2 separate regions of the Homo sapiens genome follow, and region 2 is linked to region 1. Evidence: chromatin contacts called from ENCODE Hi-C data. All regions are on one chromosome and are shown on one strand. Each heading gives the region's core, a stretch centred on a gene start or an enhancer-like site at or near the end of the contact. The rest is flanking DNA. Distances are from core to core; before and after follow the strand shown. Region 1 holds the start of UBP1 (upstream binding protein 1). Region 2 overlaps CMTM7 (CKLF like MARVEL transmembrane domain containing 7).

Region 1 (5,424 bases), core at 2,027-4,526:
ACCAGAGCCAAAAGAAAAAGAGAAGCAAAGGTAATGTTAGTAATTAGCCCCAATATATTCCCAATATTACCAGCCTACATTATTTTACACAAACATATTTTTCCTACTGTTTTAAGAGAAAGGGGTGGGGGGAAACAACAAAAGAGAAGGGGGTCTCATTCTTGCCCAGGCTGGAATGCAGTGGCTATTAACAGGTGCAATCATAGCACACACTACACCCCTGAACCTCTGGGCTCAAGCAATCTCCCACGTAGCTAGGTCTACAAGCATACCAAACATCACACCTGCCTAATTTTAAGTCAGACCACTGACAGAAGCCATTTCTTCCTTTCAAACTATCCTCCCAAAAGATGAGGAAACCATTCCCTAAGAGAAGTCTTTTAAGAAATACCTCTTGTTTTAAGCCATCCAAAAAGCAAATACAGTAAGCATGTTTCATTTTGAAAGAAAAATAGAAAGCTGCCTACAAAATCAATTTGTATCAAGAAGTCATTTTTCCAGTAATTTCTTCAAGTTTACTTCTTGAACTTTGAAAGATAAGCTTTCCTTCCCACTGGATGCCAGAGGAAGTGACTGAATGCTCAAGCTGGCCATTCATAGGCACTCCAACCCTCTCAGGGCTCCAGGGCCAGGCATGGAAAGTACAACTGCAGTCCAGGGAGGCCTGCAGCAGCTAACGCCTTCTTCAGATTTTCTCCTTATCGAGTCAATTTTGGAATTTCCTTAGTTTGAGAATTTCAAACAAAGGGCCTTGAATTTGCAAGAGGCAAGCACTCTCATCTCTTAGTTTTTGAGGACTCAATTAAATACGAAAAAAAAACCTTCTTAAAAATGGTAATTACCTTCAAACTTCTTTGAAAATTTAGATTAAATGACACAACCAAAAAAGAATTCAAGGGAAAATTATCCCTGTAAAGAGTACTGTAGGTTACACAGAATTACAAAGATCTCACACATTACTTTAAAAATACATGGTCAGGGAAAGGTTTAAAATCATCAAGATTGTACTTCCTTTTCATGGAAATAAACCATACACAGAAGTTATTACATTAATAAGTTGGCTGAATCACTAAATCAAAGTACAGGTCAAATAAAACCCTAGAAAAAAGTAAAAGCTCAAAATAGCTATCAATAAGTAAACTTTTCAGCAGCAAACTTTCATTTTACCATAAAAGAGAAGCAACTGAGGAGAGACACATATTGAACTTGCTTCACGTGCCTCCTTTGCCTTGACTATAAGCCTCGTGTTTCCAGTAGAGAGCTAAGGAGCAGAATGGCACTAGAGGAGTGCGTTTTCACTAGAGAAGCACTGCCTCTAATACTCCCCTCTGGGGTGACTCCATGACTTTCAGTAGCTCAATTTCCTCAACAACTGAAACAGCTGTTTTAGAAAATAAGCCAACTCATCTACAGGCCTTAAGTTATACAACTGCAGAGAGAAGAGGTGCCAAGTTCAGGAAGCCCAACAGAGACCAAATCAGAGCCAGACGCTGGGGAACTCCAGGTTTAATATGCCTTCCACTACTCACTTCCACACTCCAAGAAATGTCTCCAACCTTTCTGAGAGTTCTTTATGGCTCAGAATTTCTCCTTAAGATTTAAAGACCCAATTACTTCAAGGAGCAGCCACCAAGATTCCAGGCCAGCTTTAACCCAGAAGTCCTCCTCTAGAGCTGCAGTAAGATGTATGAATGCTACTGGGAAACTGTAGAGCACTTCCAAAACATCAGACATTTTCTAAAGAACAGAAAGCTACACTTAATTCACATTATTGAAAAGCTGCCAAACCACTGATTTTTAGACTTTATTAGTCAAGTCAACGCTATGGTAAACTATATTTCAATAAAGCCACTAAAAAAATACAGAGTTTCCAAATTCCTAACAGTTAAAAAGGATAAAGGGCGGAGACTAAGCTCAGATCTGTTTCAATCTCTCCATATTAAAATGAATGACTGCTGGTACAGACAGCAGAGACTAAACAATTATTTGTGGTGCAATCACTGCATCTTAAAACCCTCAAGAGGAAACAGCCTGAGAGGGTAGTCTCCAAAATGAGAAACTTCACTTTGAGACAATCAAAAGAACAAAACGAAGTCACAGTGCTACTCCCACCGCTGCTCTTTCAATTATAATTTACTAACATCAAGTGATTAAAATCTGCAGCCAGAAAAGATCATAATGTAGGACAACAAAGTAGGAACTGATCCCAAAACGCTAGACAGTATTCTCCCAATATAAGTGCTGCCTTTTCGTACAGTGTATTCTAGCTCCAATGGGACTTGTAAATCACTTATAAGGAAAAGAAGCCCCTTCCCCCACCAACCCAAGCCATCCTAATAGCTGGGCGTGTTTTACAGCAAATATGAAGCACTCAGGAGCGGTCCGAGGCCGACGCTTGCGGGGCCATCCTCCCCCACCCGCCCGTCACCAGGGCGAGCAGAGGCCTTTGGGGTTCCATGGCCCCCGACCGCCACGCGGCAGGACTCCGACCCCGCAGCCCAGGAGGCCCGCGCACCTCTGGGAGCAGCCGCATCTGGCAGAGACTCAGGGCTGCGCAGGCCTTCCCCAAGGAGACAGAGGCTTCTCCCCGCCCAGGGAGCCCAGTACCTCATGCTGTAAGCGCCGGCGCCCAGTTCCTGCCCGATGCCCGAGAGGCTGGCGTCGAAGTCGTGCACCAGCCCGGACTCGATCACCTCGTCCATCTTGAGCACCCAGGCCATCTTCCGGCCTCGCCGTCGCCCCGCACACCGCGGCCTCCGCGTCCAGGGCGAAGGAGCCGGAGCTCCGCTGGCGCGTCCTGGGGGAGGGCGCGGGTGAAGCCTCCGGAGGGGCGGCGAGTGGTCACCAGCGGCGGCCGGGACGAGAGCTGCGGGGGCCCCACTGGCAGGGCACGACGAGCCCAGCGAGCAATTGCAGCGGGAGCGGCCGGGCCGCCGGCAGCGCCACCCTCCCGCGGACACCGGCCCTGCGCCTCATGCCGGCGCCGCCGCCCAGCCCCCGCGCCGCTAGCGCTGCAGCCGCCGCCGACCGCCCCGCCCGGGGCCCCCCGGTCGCATCCTCCTCCGGGACCGCTGGGAGGCTGGACCTCGGGCCGCTCCGAGGACCACACGGGGGCAAGCCCTCCGCCCGCCCGTCACCCGCCCCCAAGCCTTGACTCCTTGCCCCCGGCCCGCCCAGGCTCTAGCGCCACACCGCCCCGGCCAACCCCGCCGACGCCGCTCTGCCGGCCGGACGCTGGCTTCAACGCGACTCCGACTTAGGTTCACGCGCCGCTTCCGCCTCCCCCGGCCCCGCCCCGACCCCGCCCCGGCGTTCGCCCCACGCCTCGGCCCTCCCCGTACAGCCCCGCGCTTAGGGCCACTCCCCGCGCCTCGCGGCCCAGGAACTGTCCAGAGAGTGCAATGCGGCCCCGCCCACGCGGCTGTTCCCAGCCGGGGTGGCCTCGCTGCGTCCCCGCACAGCAGCCCAGGAAGAGGCGGTGCCAAAAGGGCTGCCAGTTTCCGCCCCTTCTAGCGAGCGAGATGATTGACAGGCCAACTGAGCAATACCTGCAAGGGCTTGGACGAAGCTCCCGTGAGTCTCTGTGTCCCCCGACTAAACAACCAATCAAAATGTTCTTCACCTTGGGCGGGCTCGAAGACGGAATTTGTTGCCAAAAGAAAGAGTTCATTGGACTGCATGGTAGAAAGCGACCCAAAACGCCACTTCCGGAGGTGATTTGCTCCTCTGTGGTATTTCCCGGTCGTCTCTGCTTTATGCCCTCTCTACCGAGGGAGTGAGCGGTTTGCACCCCATCTGGTGACAGAAAAGCCAGTTGTGCAGAAAACCTTGATTGGCGTGAGAATAAGCCAATCAACGCTCCTGAGAAAGAGCTCTGGAAAGACTTCCCCTATTGGTTGCATTGCCGAGAGCAGCTTGGCTATCCTGAGTTGAACTAGCTGTTGGTCATCCTAAGGGCAGGCGGTCTCCTGAAGTTGGACCGAACCATTAGGACGTGCCACAGTAACAGCTACGCTGCTCAGAAGGCCCGAAGGGTCTTCCTCAGCGACCTAGCGTGGGCACGCGCCACTGCGGCCAAAAGACAGAAATCTTTTTACCGGAAGAGATGAAATAGAAAGCAGGAGCCAGAGGCTGACTTACAGAGCCAGTGTGCGGATCAGAGTTCCTTAGGAGCGGCTGCTGGCGCTTGACGGGCGGAATCCTTGCTGAAGAGAACGTCAAGGCCCGGGCTTCGCCCTGCATCGAACTTACTGCCTAAGAATAAGACCCAAATGCTGAGCGCCCCGCCCCAACTTGCCAGTTTAAGTGCAAAAATACATAGATTAAAATGTCAGCCTAATAAAGCAGTGGCACTGAGCCAGAAAAAAATAGTCTCAACGCCTGTGTGATTTAGATACTAACTTACAGGCTCACGCCTGTAATCCCAGCACTTCGGGAGGCCGAGGCGGGTGAATTAGTTGAGGTCAGGAGACCATCCCGGCCAACATGGTGAAACCCCGTCTCTACCAAAAATAACAAAAATTAGCTGGATGTGGTGGCGCGCCCATGTAATCCCAGCTACTCAGGAGGCTGAGGCGGGAGTAAGGCTTGAACCCGGGAGAAGACAGAGCAACACTCGGTCTCCAAAAAAAAAAACCACAAATTAACTTGGAGAATGTTTTTCTCTTTACACAACATTTTTGCAAACATTTCATTTGATAAAGCCATACTTTAGAGATGAGGTAATTCAGGTGAAAATGTGTAAAGATTACACAGTGCAAGGTCACACAGTAAGCAGGTAAACCGGGGCTATTTGACTAATCCAGATTTCTCTGATTCCAGGCGAAAACATTAGATTGGCCATCAGTTCAGGAAGCTCCATTCCACTATTACAAATAAATCTGCACAAACAATTGGATAGTCAAGGGAAACATTGGTCTCATTGGGGGTCTCAGATATGTCTTCATTCCATGATCTCACCTCACTTGCATAACCTAGTCTATAACCAGATTAGCCAGGCCTACTATTAGTTGTTGGAAAATTTGGAGAAATGGAATTGGGGGAAGATAATTCTCTGGTTTTTGGAGAGAGTGTAAAAGTACAAGCTACCATCAATTTTTCAATCAGGCTGTGCCCTAAGGAAGTACTGGGTCAAATATTTAGAAATTGAGCCTCAGGCTGGGCAGTGTCTCAGGCCTATGATCCCAGCGCTTTGGGAGACCAAGACTTAAAGCTTGGGAGGATGGCTTAAGGCCAGCAATTGGGAGACTAGCCTGGGCAACATGGCAAGATCCCGCTTCTACAAGAAAAAAAAAATTAGTTGAGCATGATGGCACGCTCCTGTAGTCCTAGCTACTTGAGAGAGACTGAGGCAGGAGGATCACTTGAGCCTGGGAGTTTGAGGCTACAGTAAGCTATGATTGTGCCACTGCACCCTAGCCCGGA
Region 2 (5,424 bases), core at 1,466-3,965, 1.0 Mb before region 1:
TTTTCTTAAGTAAATACCTATCTGTAGTTTTGTTGGGTCGTACGTTAAGTATATATTCAAATGTATAAGAAACTGCAAAGTTGTTTTTTACAGTGGCTATACCATTTTGCATTCCCACAGCAGTGTATGAGAGTTCTTGTTGTTTACCACACTTGCCAGCATTTGATATTATCAGTATTTTCTAGTTTGGGTTTTGCTTAATTTTAGCTATCCAAATAGGTAGGTAATGATATCTTACTGTGGTTTGTTTTTGGTTTTTTTTTTGTTTGTTTATTTATTTTAGACAGGTTCTCACCTGGTGTCCAGGCTGAAGTGCAGTAGCATGATCTCAGCTCACTGCAACCTCCACCTTCTGGGTTCAAGCAATCCTCCCATCTCAGCCTCCTGAATAGCTGGGACTATAGGCGTGTAACACCACACCTAGCTAATTTTTGTATTTTTTGTAGAGACCAGGTTTCCCTGTGTTGCTAAGGCTGGTCTCGAACTCCTGGGCTTAAGAGCTCCACCTGCGTCAGCCTCCCAAAGTGCTGGGATTACAGTTGCGAGCCACCGCGCCTGTCCTTATTGTGGTTTTAATTTCCATTTCCCTAAAGACTATAATGTTGAACATCTTTTCATGTGCTTATTTGCCATCCACATAGCCTCTTTGGTGAAGTATCTATTCACATTTTTTGCCCATTTTTAAAAATAGGCTTGTTGGTTTTTTATTTTTAGGTTTTGAGTATTGTTCGTATATTCTGGATAAAGTTCTTTGTCAGAAATGGGATTTACAAAATGTTTCCACTGCTCTATATCTTGCCTTTTCTTTCTCTTAGTCTCTCGAAAGAGCAGGGCAAAAGTTAACTCTGATAAAGTCTAATTTATCAGTTTTTTTTCCTTATGGATTGTGTTTTCAGTATCTTATCTAAAAACTCTTTTCCTAATCCAAGTCACAAAGATTTTCTCCTACGTTTTCTTCCAGACGTTTTACAGTTTTATATTTTAGGTCTGTGATCCGTTTTGAATTAATTTTTGCATAAGGGTTAAGTATGGGCCAGGGGTCGTTGTTTTATATATGGATATCAAGTTTTTCTAGCACTACTTGTTGACAAGGATATCCTTTCTCCACTGAATTACTTTACACTTCTCTCAAAAGACCAGCTGATTATATTCATATGGGTCTATTTCTGGACTCTGTTTTGCTGCATTCGTCTATTTGTCTAAGCTTTCACCAGTACCACACTGTCTTGATTACTGTAACTTAATAGTAAATCTTGAAATTGGATAGTGCTCTTTTGCAAAGTTGTTTTTGGTTATTCTCATTCCTTGCCCTTTTCATATGAATTTTAGAATCAGTTTTCCAATATTACAAAAATAACAGTAATAAAGCCTATCACTGGGATTTGATTGAAATTGTGTTGAACCTGCATATCCATTTGGGGAGAATTGGCTCATTAATAATATCATGAATTAATAATATCTATGAACACGGTGAGCCCTTCCAATTATTTAGGTCTTTGATTTCTTTCACCAGTGTTCTATCATTTTCACCATATTGTAAAGTTAGATTTATACCTAATAAATATTTCCCTTTTTGCTGCTATTGTAAATAGTCCTCTCCTTTGTGTTTAATTTTTAACTTCAGTTGTTCATTGCTAAGATATTGAAATGCAGTTGATTTTTGTAAATTGGTTTTGTATCTCATGACATTACTAAAGTTATTTATTAGTTCTAAGGAGGTTTTTAGTAGATTCTTTGGGATTTTCTACATAGATCATTATGTTGTCTACCAATGAAGTAGTTTTGTTTCTTCCTTTTCAATCCATATGCCTCTATTTCTTTTTCTTACCTTATTGCAACTTCCAGCAGTATAAGAATGTGAGAAAAGACATCTTTTCCTTGTTCCCTGTGTTGGGGGAAAGCATGCAGTATCTCATCAAGTATCATGTTAGCTGTGGGTTGGTTTTTAGATGCCCTTTCTCAGTCAAGGAAGTTCCCTCCTATCCTTGCTTGCTGAAAGTTTTGTTTTGTTTTGTTTAATCATGACTGGATATTGAATTTTGTCAAATGCCGCTTTTTCTGTCTCAGTTGATACGAATATATGGCTTTTCTTGTTTTGTCTGTTCATAAGGCATATACATTTGAAACATTTGGAAGTACTGAACTACTCATGCATTCCTGTGATAAACCTTAGCTGTGGTACATTTGTATTTCTTATATATGTTGGATATGATATGCTAATATTTTATGGAGGGTTTTTGATAGCCTGGAGTTTCTCTGTAAGCTTGTTAATGACTCAACCCACTTTGCGTCCTTCCTTTTGAGATATTCATGTATTCATGGTCTAGTGTGGGTTATTCTGAATCCTGGTCTCTCTTTCCTCTCTGTGTGGTTGGTGTTCTTTTGGGTTTATCTGTTTCTCCTTTTTGCCTACATGTTAGAAAAACTTGAAGTTATGCAGCTCAATTCAGGAACAGGATGTAGGAAGAAGTATTTGAGTCCAGTAGCTAGATTCAAATTGATTTGCGTCACATTATTGAGGTCCTACCAAGTGCTGGGTCCCTGTTGTCACCTTAGAAGAACAGTTTATTTGTGTTTATCTGAGCAGTCTAGTTCTCCATTAGCAGGCACATGAGAGGAGGTATTGTTGAGGATGAACCTTTCGTCCATGTCTCTTTGTGGCCTCCCTGTTTCCTCCAGATGCATCCAGATCAGGGCAGAAGCAGAGCCTGCTTCATGGGGACTGAAAGGCCTTCTTTGTCTTTCCACCAGGAGGCTTTTGCAGTGGCAAGGAGGCCTGAGAATGACCCCGCAGGCCGGGTGAGGGGAAATGTAGGGAGTGGCCAGGTTCCAGCCTAACAGGTTATTTTTAAAAAGTGAAGCCCAATGAGGTGGGGAACTTTCTGAAGGGAGGTCTTTGTTTTCACTTGGCACTCAGATGACTCAAAAGTGAGAAAGCAAAGGAGAATGCAGGCAGCAGGGGAGGGCTGACTCTACGCCAGCCTTCTGAAATGACTTCAGCTGTACCTGGGCCTGCAGGTCACAATGATCATGCCTTTGAACTGGGGACACGGTTGAAAAGGCTGGAGGAGGAAGAAAGGGGCAAGGTGTCCACGCCATAGTCCCACTGTCTGCCTGACTGAAGGGCGGTTTACCACAGCTGGCTTTTTGTTCCCTAAAAAATGCAGCGGCCAGAGAGCAGGTGGGAGAGGCCCTCTCTGGGGAGTTGTTCCTCAGAACTGGGTCTGGGGGCAGGAGAGGGGGCCAGCTAATGGCCTGCAGAAGTGGCAAGGCCTGCTGCCTGCTTGCTTGACTCAGCGGTTTAGTTTATGGCAGAGTTTGCACAGACGGAATCGCTTGACCATGTTGTCAACAATCTGAGGCAGCCAAGCCAGCCAGGGAAGTTTTTTTGTTGGTCTCACCGGCTGTCTGGACCCTCCCACTGGAGGCGACCCTGCTCCCCACCTCACCGTGCAGCCTGGGTCCCTGGAGGCTCCCTGGGACATTCCTGCCACCTGCTGCCCTCCTCTCCCACCCAGCTCCTCTCCCTTTTCTTCTGGCCACTATTCTGATTTCAGTCCCCATTGCCTTGCTAGAACTGACACAGCCTCCTACAAACTGACTTCTGTGTCTTTTCTCTCCCATCTCCAGTCCACCTGCTACTAGATTCATTTTCCTGAAGAACAATTCTGCTGTGGCTCTTCTCTGCTCAATAACCTTCACTGGCTCCCCATCGCCCACCTAGCATATCTACTTCCTCAGCCTGGAATCTGATCCCCACCCCATCCCGCCAGCTTTGCTTCCCATCACACCTCTTCACATACCTGTGCAGTTTGCCTAACATGGACAACAACCCTCTTGTTCCCAAATATACTCTTGTGCTTTCCCACCCCTATGCCTTCTGTGGCTGTGTTCCCACTGCCAGAAGCCTCTGATTCCCCTTCTCTGTGTGTTGGAATGCTTTTGTGGAGTCCACACCAGGGCCATGTCTGCTCTTCATACGGGACATGCCTGACCTTCTCCTTCCTCTATTCCTCACAAATTGTAGCTCTCTGGTGGTATTTATCCCCTGTTTTGTTGTCGTTACTTGTGTCTGGATCTTAAGCTCCTTACCCTTTAGGACAGGGTCCGTGTCTAAGCTGTCCTCATATCTTGCTCATCTCCTGGTGACAACACACTGCACTTAGAGGAATCATCATTTTTGTGCTACTTTGTGCCAAGACCTCAAACATTATCCTATTTGTTCCTCCCAAGAAACTTCTGAAAGAAGTTTTAATACCTAACATTTGTTGAGCATTTACTGGAGCAGTACCAGGCTGTTCTAAATATTTTGCCTGAATTAGTTCATTTAATCCTTGTATTAACTCATTAACTCTTTGTAGTATATTTGATTATTATCCCTCATGCCAAAGATGAGGAAACTGAGGCCCAACGGGGTGAACTAGCCCCTACTGTCTGTGTTGAGTGACTGTCTGACCTGTGGGGGTTGCTAGCCATGCTTTATTGCTCCTGTTTGGCCTTCCTTCCTCTGATGGAAGGCAAGCCTTTGGCTAACACTCATACTTCCTTCCCCAGGCCCCACAGGGCACAACGTGATGATCACACGTTCTCAACAATAGTGATTTTTCATCCGTGACACATGCTTACAAATCCCTTAATGGCTTTTCTATTCTTGTTTTGTCGTTTTTTATCCCAGACTAATTTCTTCTTCCCCAGGCTGGCACTTATTTGGCATTGTGCTGCCTGGGGTTTTAATCAAGGCGGCCTACACCCACATTGTGAAACTCAACAGGCACTCACTTCTGGCACGGGCCCAGGGCTGGGTGCCAGGCCTCCTGCTGGGACTGGCCCCACAGCTTCTCCAAATATTTATTTCCCCAGGATAGTGGCAAAAGTACTCAGCAGCAGAACTATTTCTTCTGTGTCAAGGTTCCTTAGGATTATCTTTGGCAAAATGGCAACCAGTGCCGTCTCGTAGCCCTAATGCCAAGCACAGAGCTGGACGTGTATTTGGCCATCAGTAGATAATCCTTGAATGAATAACTTCATTCTCCTTTCCTTTTTAAAAGCTAGGGTTGCCTGACTGGGAAACCAGGAAAATTCTGAAAACAGATGTATCAGTTAGCTTTTGCTAGATAACAAATACAGACACTTCTCAACTTATGGTGAGGTTACTCCTGAGAAATCCATTGCAAGTTGAAAGTACTGTTAAGTCAAAAACGCATTTAATACCCTCAACCTACCAAACATTATAGCTTAGCCTGGCCCACCTGAAACATGCCCAGAACACTTACATTAGCCTACAGTTTGGCAAAATCATTTAGTACAAAGCCTATTTGGTAATAAAGTGTTGAATAACCCAAGTAATTTATTGATGTTCTACTGAATGTATATCACTTCCATACCATTGTAAAGTTGAAAAATCATAAGTTGAACTATCATAAG

The links. A loop is a pair of places that touch in the nucleus more often than their neighbours do. Pooled maps may share reads with other maps.
Region 2: a map with no recorded cell type shows a loop between it and region 1 (6-fold over the local background). The contact joins the enhancer-like site here to the promoter of UBP1 in region 1. A Hi-C loop is called at or near these places in 4 of 37 single-sample maps with no recorded cell type and 7 of 50 pooled maps.

The regions. Positions count from the first base shown.
Region 1 is chr3:33,437,129-33,442,552 of GRCh38, forward strand. UBP1 (upstream binding protein 1) reads right to left here and starts at 3,277. Exons shown (of 16, transcript NM_014517.5): 1 at 2,608-3,277. The coding sequence starts at 2,720. RefSeq lists silencers at 2,282-2,516, 2,436-2,485, 2,716-3,035, 3,086-3,195, 3,256-3,415 and 1 more and enhancers at 2,735-3,234, 3,566-3,755, 3,966-4,255.
Region 2 is chr3:32,417,561-32,422,984 of GRCh38, forward strand. All of the region lies in intron 1 of CMTM7 (CKLF like MARVEL transmembrane domain containing 7), which reads left to right. Among named protein-coding and RNA genes, the nearest start is that of CMTM7, 28 kb to the left of the region's middle. RefSeq lists enhancers at 2,080-3,279, 2,511-2,570, 2,631-2,700, 2,791-2,870. Within about 2 kb of position 2,716, at least 24 of the 41 ENCODE cell types and tissues checked have a DNase peak (open chromatin) inside an H3K27ac peak, as active enhancers do.